Regions from separate parts of the Homo sapiens genome. Here regions 1, 2 and 3 are each linked to region 4. Evidence: chromatin contacts called from ENCODE Hi-C or POLR2A ChIA-PET data. All regions are on one chromosome and are shown on one strand. The core of a region is the stretch at or near the end of the contact, and the rest is flanking DNA. Distances in the headings are between cores, read along the strand shown.

What was found. A loop is a pair of places that touch in the nucleus more often than their neighbours do. ChIA-PET counts read pairs that join two places held with the same protein, here RNA polymerase II (POLR2A). Pooled maps may share reads with other maps.
Region 1: a pooled map shows a loop between it and region 4 (10-fold over the local background). The contact joins two enhancer-like sites. A Hi-C loop is called at or near these places in 1 of 168 maps with a recorded cell type or tissue (posterior vena cava) and 9 of 50 pooled maps. POLR2A ChIA-PET finds 5 or more read pairs at or near these places in 1 of 52 experiments (activated CD4-positive, alpha-beta T cell).
Region 2: a pooled map shows a loop between it and region 4 (4-fold over the local background). The contact joins two enhancer-like sites. A Hi-C loop is called at or near these places in 3 of 37 single-sample maps with no recorded cell type and 8 of 50 pooled maps. POLR2A ChIA-PET finds 5 or more read pairs at or near these places in 2 of 52 experiments (H1 and activated T-cell).
Region 3: a loop to region 4 is called in a map of B cell, with 2.3 times the contacts of the local background. The contact joins two enhancer-like sites. A Hi-C loop is called at or near these places in 1 of 168 maps with a recorded cell type or tissue (B cell), 1 of 37 single-sample maps with no recorded cell type and 7 of 50 pooled maps.

Annotation. Positions count from the first base shown.
Region 1 is chr12:92,063,906-92,066,789 of GRCh38, forward strand. The region is part of intron 1 of LINC01619 (long intergenic non-protein coding RNA 1619); the gene reads right to left. Among named protein-coding and RNA genes, the nearest start is that of LINC01619, 77 kb to the right of the region's middle. Within about 2 kb of position 1,331, at least 10 of the 41 ENCODE cell types and tissues checked have a DNase peak (open chromatin) inside an H3K27ac peak, as active enhancers do.
Region 2 is chr12:92,033,571-92,036,650 of GRCh38, forward strand. The region is part of intron 1 of LINC01619 (long intergenic non-protein coding RNA 1619); the gene reads right to left. Among named protein-coding and RNA genes, the nearest start is that of LINC01619, 110 kb to the right of the region's middle. RefSeq lists enhancers at 1,403-1,697, 1,421-1,730. Within about 2 kb of position 1,446, at least 27 of the 41 ENCODE cell types and tissues checked have a DNase peak (open chromatin) inside an H3K27ac peak, as active enhancers do.
Region 3 is chr12:91,989,081-91,992,230 of GRCh38, forward strand. LINC01619 (long intergenic non-protein coding RNA 1619) reads right to left here. Exons shown (of 5, transcript NR_132341.1): 3 at 17-113. Among named protein-coding and RNA genes, the nearest start is that of LINC02404, 120 kb to the left of the region's middle. Within about 2 kb of position 1,736, at least 2 of the 41 ENCODE cell types and tissues checked have a DNase peak (open chromatin) inside an H3K27ac peak, as active enhancers do.
Region 4 is chr12:92,501,251-92,504,111 of GRCh38, forward strand. No RefSeq gene overlaps it. Among named protein-coding and RNA genes, the nearest start is that of LINC02397, 36 kb to the left of the region's middle. RefSeq lists an enhancer at 1,578-1,827. Within about 2 kb of position 1,386, at least 6 of the 41 ENCODE cell types and tissues checked have a DNase peak (open chromatin) inside an H3K27ac peak, as active enhancers do.

The sequences.
Region 1 (2,884 bases), core at 81-2,580, 440 kb before region 4:
TGGCCAGAACATGATATGCTCATGGCTCAGAAAAGATAATCGGGCAGATTGGCCTGGCCAGGCAAGTGTCCATATGTCTCAGCAGCACTCCACGTGTATCCATTCATCTCAAAGCTAGATTTTTAAAAAAGAATGGTCCACTATAGTCAGGAGTGCCATTCTCGGGAAAGTATGACTATCTGTGTTTGATTACTTCTAAAACTTTATAACGAGGATACACTTCAGAACATCTATTTACTAGAAAGTTGAAAAGAGGTGAAGATCAGTACACGCGACTCACTAAAAAAGGAAATTATAATTTTAGTGCCTTACTTTTATATAGGCAATAGTTCTTTCCAGTGTACTATTTACAACATAAATGATGAGATTTTAGCCCCATACCATTCTGTATGATCAGGAAGGGAATGGTTATTATGTCCATTTCTCACAAGAGGAAACTGAGGTTCAAGTTGTCAAAGTCATTGGTACTTTCCAAATGTCCAAGTTCACATCATTATTTAATGGCAGAACCAGGATTTATCTTAGGATCTTTCTGCTCTTTCCAATGTACAATCTTCATTGGTCAGAATGAGCTAGGTTGTATTAGATTGTATTGCAGTAATAAATGGCCTTCAGATCTCAGGAGCTCACTATAATAAAGATTGATTTCTTGTTCATGTTCCTTGTCTGCTGTGGGTTTGGTCTGCTTTGTGTTTACTCCAGGACTTAGCGGACAGAACAGCCTCTATCTGGATCATTGCCAGTAATGTGGCAGTGTGAAAAGTGCAATTGATGGACCTCACACTGGCTTCTAGGGCTTCTGATAGAAAGTGGCTTTCACCCTTATTTCATTGGCCAAAGCAAGTCACAGCATTGCCCACATGCAATATGGCAGGTGTGTATCATCCTTTCACAGGGAGGGGCCCCAAATAGGCATAAAATTATTTCAGTTATATCAGGGTAGTAATGTATAAAGTGGTTGTCAGCCTCCCTTCCTTGTAGCATAAAGTTATTCTTTAATAAATGCGGTACTGACTAAGAATTATTTTAGGTATAATGAGCCAAGCAGTCCACTTAAATCATGTAAAAATTAAATAATTCAATAAATTTAATATTTAAAAACCAACAATTCTCAACTATCACTGTTGAGCACTAAACCCTCTGCATTTGCGAAGAGAGCAACTTTCACTCTGGGAATAAACTTTCCGTTTCTGGCAAGAGAATTGGATAGCAACATTGAAGTTCTACTGTGAATGGGCGTCAGGGTGTCATATTTGAATGTGTAATGAGTAAACATTGGCAGAAACCCCCTTTGCCACGTGACTTCAAAACAAACACCAGTCAGTAGGGAACTACCAGCTGTGCCCAGTAGAAAAAAATGCGCTCATATATTTTTCTTCCATGAGCAAAAAAATCCCCGCCGAGATCACCTCCCCTCAGAATGTAGGGCACGAATGTGTTCTCACATGAGTTCAAGAACAAAACCCCACCTCTGGAAAGTCCTCCTGGCAAAGTCATTTAAACAAATTGCAGAGGAAGACAGAAGTAGGACATGAAACAGAGTTCAGGCATTCACAGAATCTTGCATTCCCTTAAATCAATTCTCAGCTAAAGGAAAAAAAAATACAGCAGAGTTGGGGAGTGGGAGCATTTAGCAAGAGTTTAAAGTAGCTGATTTCTAATGTTGACTACATTATAATGTCCCTTACAATCCTAAGATTCTATGACTCCATAAGTTTATGTGATGACAAAAAGTTTCTGCTTTTTCAAGTACAGAAAAAAAAAGAGAAGAGGCTATGTTTTATGTAATAATAAAATTTAACAGAGAACTGCACCCTCCCACCTCCAAAAAAAATGTCCTGGTGACTATAAAGTTGTCTTGGGCTAGGCAATCTGCATATAGAATTCTGTTCCTTAAAAATTTTTTGGCACTGAGTCAGAACTTGATTTGTAGAAATGACACCTCCCCAATACTTCTTTTAGAGCAGTGAGGGGGAGGTAGAATGAACTGAGTTAGAACTTTACCTTAGACTTTTTGTAAAGGTCACCAAAGGGAAAATCCATAAAGAGTCATTGCCCTTTAGTCACTTACACGTATGAAATGTGTTGTCCTAGGATGAAAGAGAATCATTACTGTACATCACATTTCGGATTAAATAATTGTTGTGTCTTGCTTTTTTTTCATGACTTTAAATAGAATTCAGGTTGAAATGAACCTGGATTAATAGGAGATGTTTCTAAATATGTCAGTTGTGCTTTTTTGATATGCATGGATGTCATTCTACTATTTTGTTGGCATAATTGCTAGCAAATCCCCATAACTGATATTCAAATTTTAGTATAGATGTAAGTAAAAGTGTGTCCAGTTATCAAAATATAGATATAAGTAAAATTGTGTCTTAGTTATCAAAATACCAAATTTCATTTGAGCAAAAGAAATGAGGGGAGAGAAGATGGATATATTAACTTCTCTGATAAGCAACATACTACCCTGCTGCTTTCTCTAGCTACTTACTACAGAAAGAGTGCATGGTCATGAGATGCATGGAGTCTCTAGTATCTAACTGAACACAAAGAAACTTCTCTAATGGCTAGTCATGTTAAGTGATACAAGAGATGCATCCACTGGAAAAGACTGTGGCTCACTTTGAGGATGAGTATAATGTCACAGGATCAAAATATTTGAAAGAGAGAATTTGGAAGCTAAGGTTAATTTAGAATCTATAATTGCTCAGAGTTTTCTTCCCCTCCACAACCAATTCAAGTCTCTCTTAGACTCCTGAATCAAATAGCTGGTGGAGCCCATAAGTAGTAGCAGAAGTCAGTGAAACTAAATAGAGGATCAATAATTGTATATACACACATATATATATGAATGTATGTATACACACATACATGTATGTAT
Region 2 (3,080 bases), core at 196-2,695, 470 kb before region 4:
TTGAAAATATATCTATCTAACTGCTTTCTTTTTATATGGCCCTAACCATGTCTCACTCAGAAATAGTGTCCCTTCATTCTAATGTGACTTCTTCCTAGTGTTTCACCATGCGGTGAATGAAGAGGGGTGCTGGAAATGTCCCCAGATGTTCTAACATACTTGCCAAAGCTGATTACAGCATTTTTGTTTAATTAAAACAAACTTACATGACATATTTCTTTTCATAAAGGTAGTTTTTGTTTAATTGTAGAAAAGTTAGAAGATACAAATAAGGGAAAACAAGGAGAAGAAGGGAGAGAGGGAGACATGAATGAAGAAAGAGAAGAAGAAAGGAGGGAGGGAGGAAGGGAAAGAGAAAAGAAGACTTGCAGAGAAAACTTATCATCCCCAGAGAAGCCATCATTAGCATCTAAATGTTCAGCTTTTCAAAGCCCCCACCCCTTTTTTTTAACTATATATGGTGGGGTTATTTTTACAAAAATGTGATCATAGTCTTTTTTTTATTTTTATTTATTTATTTTTTTTGAGGCACGGGGCTGGCTCTGTTTCTCAGACTGGAGTGCAGTGGCTTCCTGCAGCCTTGAACTTCTGGGCTCAAGCAATCCTCCCACTTCAGCCTCCAGAGTATGTGGGACTACAGGTGCATGCTGCCACCACACCTAGTTCTTTTTTTTTAGTAGAGACAGAGTCTGCCCAGGCTGTTATCAAACTCCTGGGCTCAAGTGATCCTCTCGCCTTGGCCAACCAAAGTGCTGGGATTACAGGTATGAACCATTGCACCTGGCTGAATCATACTTTTATAACTTGCTTGTTCCACTACTCCATATATCTAAATTATTAAATATTATTTCTACTAAATTCTTAATACTAGGAGTTCTTAACCTTTGAGTGATAGACAGGTTCCTGTTTAAATCTCTTTATATTACATGAAAATGTTGAGCATATGGAGATTTTTCTAGGGAGATGGTTCACAGCTTTTATTGAGCTCCCCAAGGGTGCCCACAATCAAAAATTTTTAAGGCCACTGTTTTACACCCTCATTTTAAATGGTAAAAATAGATATATCTGGAAGAGATATAAACAGACACATATCATGATTTTTTTAACCAAATTCTTGTTACACATTTAATTCCATCCCACTTTTGAACTATTATAAACAATATGCAGTGAACTTAGCTTTTAAAACTTTAACTACATAACTATTTCCCGTGATACTGGCAGAAATGACATTGCTGGGAATTTTTTCAGTGTGAAGTAACACAGATTGACAAATTGTCACAGCACTTAACAAGTGACTTTTTACACCATAGAACCCACCTTGTTCAGATACTACAGCTAGAACTGTATCATGAGAGAGCCACCCTCCTGCACATACTGCAGGAAGGAGCAACATTTCCTGCATTTGTTTGGTTTTGTTACCGACTTGCCGCCCTGCCTGCCACTTTGAGGCACAGTTGCAGCGCCTCTGTTTACATTTTTGGAGGACACGTGGACAAGCCCAGGCAAAGCCGAACAGCACACGGTACATCAATCACACAAGGAACATCTGCTGATTCCCTTGGGGGAAACAGAATGATTCCGAGAGTTGGGGCACTGCCAACGGGAAATTCACACAGATGAAAGCAACAGAATTCATGCTTGCAGTTTCAAGGGGGTGGAGGAAGGAGGAGAAAGAGAGTGGGTAAGCAGCAAGGTGAAATACAGGGTTCCCCCCCGAGTCTCACTTGTTACATATGAAAAGGTTTAAATCAGTGTTTTAAAATATCGGAACTGGAAGTTGTGAAAGCAAAACTATTCTTTGGTTTCAGATGTATTTTCATCTAGAGACCTTATTAAGGAATTTGCTAGAATAGTTTTAGTGACCCAAAAATAAATATTGATTGGTTCTGTATGTATTTATAAAAGTATACCTGGTCTGGGGGATCTGAGGCTACTGGATCATAAGAGAGTACAATGAAACCAGAGTGTGCTAACCTGCACATCTTGAAGGACTAACATCTTCCAGGTTTGCTGTTGTTTACGTGCTGCCTGTGAAAAGCAGAGTTTTGAGTGTTTTCAGCACCAAAGTCCCCTCAAAGCAAAAGAACAAAACCATCAAGATGTTATTGGTAATTCATAATCTGAAGCTGAGCATATAAGAATTTGTCTTTTTTAATTGTGGATACATTGAATTTGGGCTCCCAAATGGTGTTCTTATGATTTCAGTTTTTCTCTCAGAGAAAATACTGTACCAACAAGCCCTGTCAGAAGTCACCTCCAAATGCATGGAATACCAGGAATGACCCCTCCCTTCCTTCAGATCTGATATTTCCTTGGCAAGCACTTTTTCTCAGACTATCTTGCCATCGAATTTCTATACCGCCTCAAGATGACACTTTGTCTAGCAAAAAGTGATGCAAAGCTCTTTTGCAAAAGCCCCTCAAATTAATACACCTTACATATTTTCACTAATAAAACTTTCCTTGGAAGCCCCATATGTGTAATTATGCTTTCACAGATGTAAACAACTAAAACACAAGAAGATTAAATGATCTCTCTGAGATGACCTAGCAAATCATCCACCAAATGCATGATGTCTGACAACTTATGACATACAAATGCTTACACTGACAACTCGCCCTCATCCTTGTTTCTGTGCAGAAAAATAAGGGAAATCGTTTACTGGCCCAGAAGACCTCACGATGGCAAATTCAATCAGATCCTCATTAACCAGATCAAAATGAGGCCTGACAGAGTCTTCATTAGATCTACAAAATCCTGTTCGTTTTAGCTCTGAGTCTCCTGACTTGTCCGTGTCATCATAAATTGGTTGTTTTGAAGTCAGAGAGGACAAAGTGCTTGCAGATGATGGTCACCCTGCCTGACCTATAAGGACAAGGTTCTGTTAGAAAAAATGAAACAGTGCAGCAGTGGCAAGGCCTGGCCAAAGAAATAGGTTTGCTAACCGGCAAGAAACAGAGAAAAGAAAAACCCAGTTATTTAAAAATACTGACCAAAATACTAACAACTACAAAGACATTGTCCCAGTCCCATCACGGAAACCAATGTAAACTTCTCTTGTGAAGCTGAATTACAGGTCA
Region 3 (3,150 bases), core at 486-2,985, 510 kb before region 4:
CAGTTTCTGTACTCACCTTGTCATGAACCAATAACAAGCAGTTTGCAGATCAAACTCATCCATGGACCACACTTTGCTAGACCACTTTCTAGATGAAGGTTTCCAAACTTTTTCTATCAAGGATGAGAGGGCAAATATTTTAGGATTTGCAAGGCATGACTCAATTCTGTTGTTGTAATGTAAAAGCAGCCAGAGACAATAAGAAAATTAATACACTGTGTTCAGTAAAACTTTATTTATAAAAGCAGACCACAGGAGAGATTTGGCCCACCAGCTATAGTTCACCAACCCTTGGATGATGATGTTGATAATGATGATGATGATGATGATGATGATAGCTAATATTTACTGACCAACTTCGATGTGTCAGTGCCTCTCTATTCTCCCATTATAGCCCTGGGTAAGGTAACATTGTTTTAATTTTACAAATAATGAAAATGTGACATCAAGAAACTAAGAAATTATTTTAGTTCATTCTGAAAATAGGTGGATGTTTCAGGACCCAAACCACCGTCCCTAGGCTCACACTATACTACATATATAATGATTGAGACATCTTTTTCACAATTAATAAAAAAATTTAAAAATACTAGTATAATCTTGGTCATTTTCTTCCCTTTATCTCCCCACCCATCATCCACCTCAACAGTACCAAGCTCTTAGTGAACGATCATTCCAAAGAGTCTGTATATAGAGCAAGAGCCAGACATGAATACAGTCTGAAACAAACACACTCATTCAAACATACATTTATTCATTCAATAAATATGTATTGGGTGCTTACTCTGTATCAGGCATGAGTCCAAGGAATGGGGCTATAGTAGTGAGCAAAACACACAAGATCCTGTCCTTAAAAAGCTTACATTCTAGTATGGGGAAGTAGACAATCAGCAAATAAATATATTATGTTGGGTATTAAGATTCAGGGTTCAAAGAAAAATAAAGCAGAGTAAATAAGAGAATAGAGAGTGACAAAGTGCTTTTTTTTTAATCTAACTCTTTTATTATCTCTTCTTCACCAACTAAGATATGTACACTCCCAGCAGAGCTGTACTTTCAAATGTATCTACTAGGTATAAGCGCACATTTATAAGATGTTTTTGTACCATATTTGTACCAGTTATATTCTGCATAATTGTATAGAAAAAGACACTGAGAAAGAAACTATTTCATTAATTCATGCTGCAAATATTTATTGAGCACCTACGCTGGGCCGGGTGATATTTTTAAAACAGGGAATCCAACAGTGAGCCAAACGGACAAAGATGCTTGCTCTCATGGACTTCCATCATGGCCAGGAGAGTGGGAAAATAAACAAAAAACATAATAAACACATGTTAGAAGGTGATATGTAAAATGGAGAAAAGAAACGCACAGCAAGATAAGGAGATCAGGAGTACAGAGGAGAAACCAACAGGTTATAATTTAAAATAGTTGAACAACTTTCTCTTGATCAGGTAGTATGCAACTAAAATAACCCCCATTTGAAAATCAAGCCCTGGTTTTTAGTTCATTCATTCCTACAGTCAATGTGTCATCAACTAAAAGAAAACACAGGATGTTTTGCGTTGAATGTTCTATTTAAGTCCATAGAAAGAAATGTTATTCTTTCTAAGTCATTTTTGCCCTTTCCTTTCCCTTGCTTCAGAAAAAAATATTAGGGAGCTGGCAGCTGAAACAATGTAGGGATGGGAGAGGGGAAAGGAAGGAAAAACTAAAGGCCAACATTCATGCCGGTTGACTGTTTTAACAAGGATGTAGCTGTGATCCAGCCCTCCTGGATCCCAGTACAGCCTTGCTAGGAAGCCCACAAAAGCAGTGAGGACAGACAGTGAGCATTTTCCATTAAGTGTGGCATTCACTTTTTTCAAAAAGTTATGAGATGTTAATATAGATTTGAATTTTAATCAGATTTAATATGGGAACAGAGTATTTTTCTGCAAATGTGAAATTTTTCTAGGCTTTTGGGAAAATGTCATCCATATAAAGGCTAACTACTGTTTTACCTATAAAACTGCCATTCTTCATTGGTTTTTCAGGAAAGAAAAAGTACGATGATACAATGAAATATTATTGCAAAGATTTCTTATTTCTTGTGAACATTAATGGTTTCTGAGGGTATTTTAAAAATCAAACTAAGAACGCTTGTAAGCTTAAGGCAAGGATTACAGAATTTCAGTTAATAAATCAAGAAAACAGACATAACAAATCTATTTCTTGATAATAATAGTAATAATTTAAGAGCTCTCAACAAATTCTTTAAAATATCATGTAGACTTAGTGCTAGAAATGCCAATAGCAGTAATTCTGCCTCAAACCAAAAGGGGTTCAAAGTCAGGACTGCATGTCCAGAAAAAAATATACTTAGTGGCTACCACTCTCTGCTGCCAGCAATGTAATACTATTATCTCAGATGTATTGTGTTAGCAGCTACTGTATATCAAGCATTTTTCTGAATCCTTTTACAGACTGTAAAATAAATACTTTAGCAAACCCTTACCATAGCCATGTGAGGGAGACATTGTTCCCATTTAACAGATGACAACATTGGCTTAGAAATGTGACATAACTACCCAAGGGCATACAACAACTAACACTGGAATCTAATCCACATGTGTCTGATTCTGAAAGCAGCACCTTGGCCCATATTTTCTCCCTTCTTTTTTTTCCTCTGCATTACTTTTTCCCCACATACTCTTCCAAAAATATGTACTTATTTTACTATTTTTACAAAATTTTTGGAATATAATTTTTACATATTTACTACATCTAGTTGATTGACCAATCAGTGTATTCTGTAAACCTCAGGAAAGAAGTCCTCTGGGTTGTTACAGGGCAGGCTGGATCCTGGGAGTCACTATTATCTCTCTTAGATAAATCAAGCTGTTTTCTACATGACTAGTTTATCTAACAATTCATTGGTCAGACATCAGATAGGAACTCTCCCCCATCCTCAATCCGCTTCCTACCCACCCTCAACCCCAAGAATTCTCTAAAGGCCACTAAAAATCAAAAAAACAACATCAGAATTAGCATTTGCTGGAAATTAGGAAAATAGTGACAGAATTCCCTAAACCTCCTTTTTTTCAAGTCTGACTTTTGTATTCCTTAGAGAAAACAAAGGCAAAACCCCTTAAAATTGTGTTTGGG
Region 4 (2,861 bases), core at 136-2,635:
TCAATGTGAATTACCAGGGAAGAGACCAAAGGAAGAAGGGCCTATCAAGAAGCTAGCTCAGGCATATGATGATAGGAGTCTAAACTGAGTGGTGACAACAAAAATGGAAAGAAAGAGAGGAATGAGAGTAATTCCTCCAGGAACGAGTCATTAGGGTTTGGTGACTAGATTAATATAGGCATACGGAAGGTGAGGTTATGAAGAGTAAGTCTAAATAATTATAAGAATGGTGCTACAATATGGCCAGGCGCAGTGTCTCATACCTGTAATCCCAGCACATTGGGAGGCTGAGGTGGGTGGATCACGAGGTCAGGAGTTTGAGACCATCCTGGCCAACATGGTGAAACCCATCTCTATTAAAAATACAAAAATTAGCTGGGCGTGGTGGCACGTGCCTGTAACCCAGCTACTCAGGAGGCTGAGGCAGGAGAATCGCAGGAACCTGGGAGGCAGAGGTTGCAGTGAGCCGAGATCACACCATTGCACTGCAGCCTGGTGACAGTGCAAGACTCCATCTCAAAAAAAAAAAAAAAGGTGCTACAATAAACAGAATAGGGAAGTCAGCAGAAGGACCGAGTTTGAGTGAAGTGAGTAAGATGAAAGAAGATGAATATCAATCATATAAGTTGGATTAGAGGTAACAACATTGAAAGTGAATGTGTAGCTAGAGAGCAGAAGGGGCCTTAGCCAAAAATAATGATTTGAGGTTCATCTGCATAGAGGCAATAGGCAATTAAAATCCTGAGTGGTGGAATCCCACCACTTTGGGAGACTGAGGCAGGAGGATCACTTGAGCCCAGGAGTTCAAGGCCAGCCTGGGCAACATAGTGAAACCCTGACTCTGCAAAAAATGAAAAAAAATTAGCCAGGTATGGTGGCATGTGCCTATAGTCCCAGCTACTTGGGAGACTAAGGCAGGAGGATTGTTTGAGTCCAGAAGGTCAAGGCTACAACAAGCTGTGAATGCACCACCGCATTCCAGCCTGAGTGACAGAGTAAGATCCTGTCTCAAAAAATAAAGTAAAAAAATTAATTAATTAAAAAAAATAAAATATTGAGAGTTTGTAAGTTTCTAAAGAAGGACACAAAAGAGCAGTGTTACAGATGCTACTTGTTTCCAACATCCATTCCCCATCTTGACCTCCCTAACCAAATTCCCATTTGGTTCAGCTATACCCCACCTCCCTTCAGCCATGTGCTTCCCTCAAAGGTGTTTCCAGATACAGAGAGTGGATCCTGAGCAATCTAAGCCAACAGTGGTCCATCCCATCTCTCTCAGGAATGTGCACAGGACACAAAACTAGGTAATGAGACAGAAGTAAAGAGCCTAAGGAGGCAGATGGCTCCCCTGTGCCCCTGGACATTGTCCTATTTCTGTCCTAACTCAAAACCTGGAACTGCTATGCCATCCTCCGCCTCTGAGAGTCAGGCTTCATTGAGCAAAATCATCCCTTGATACAATGAGGAACCATGTCTCTGAAATTACTCAAGAACAACCAAACCTCTGAAATCAGTTTCAAACATCTAAAAACCAGTGAAACACAAAAAAGCCTTAGTCAGAAGCTAAGGAAGACAAAAAAAAAAAAAAATTAAGTTAGGTTCTAAACCAGGTGTCAGGAAAGTGAAAAGAAGCTGGAGATTTTGACAGAGCTTAGGACATGCTGGGGTGAAATACCCAAACAGAGATAAAGTGAACGAGACCTAGGAGACAACATTTGGAGGCAATAATCTTTTCTGACCAGCAAATTCAAAGAGCTGCTCTTCACGGGATTCCTGAGGTGATTCTAGGGACAGCAAAAGGTTATTTCTGAACTATTACACACATTCTCTTTTTTAAGAGAAATACTCACATCGACAGGGCAAGTCATTCCAAAACCAGCCTCGATACAGCTATTACTCAGATTCACCTTGTCAGTATGAAAATATGGGTTGAAATGGACTTTGCTACTTGAAATTAAGTGTGATCACACTCAGTAGCCAAGAGAAGCACTCCAATCCAAACTGCAATTATGAGAGGCTGGGAGCCACAGGGAGTGGGGTGTAGCATTCAGAAAAAGAGAAGGGGTTCATTCTCTGGGATTTTCCCTGTTTGCAGCCTGAATCCCACATGAATGTTCTTTCTCTTCCGTCATTCGTTTTTCCTGCGTTCAGCATCCTCTTCTCACTTCTCCCTCACAGTTATCTCTCCCTTGGAGAGAGTAATCTGGACCCTTGGGTGACAGTCATATGTGGCTTTCACGAGCTGCTGGAATTAACTAAAACTCACTCTTTCCCAATAAATCTCCCCTGAGCCGACACACAGCAGCTGCGAATTCCCAGCATGGGCCTGGACAAAATGCTAAGAAAAACTGGCTGTGTTCCTGAATCTTGCTCGTCATTGGTCCCCAAGAATCCTGGACATTGACACCCAGATATTCCAAAACGATTTGTGCTTTTCCAAGCTCGGCTCTTTACTTAACCTGCCTTGAAGATTTGGCACTATAATTTCCCAGAAGTGCAGGCTGGGCTTGTTTTGAGAAAAGGTGAAATGGACAAGAGACAGAGTTCAGAAAATAGTGATTAAATACAAACAGCACCAGCTATTAAGCAAGAGTCAAGGCCAGGAAATGCAAATAAAATTGCCGAGGGTTGTTTAGACAGTGGCCACTCAGAAGGAGAGGTAATATTTGGTTGTAAAGTGAGGCCACAGACATCTTTTCTGATTTAATGAATTTGTGATAGTTTACTTCTTTTCCCAGCTTTCATTTCATTTGTGGGGCGATGGCTGGGGGATGTAGGGGATATGGAAAGTTGAGCACAAGTGCACGAAGTATTTACTGGCTAAAGATGCCTATGCTTCTGCCAAGATTGTGTTTATTTGT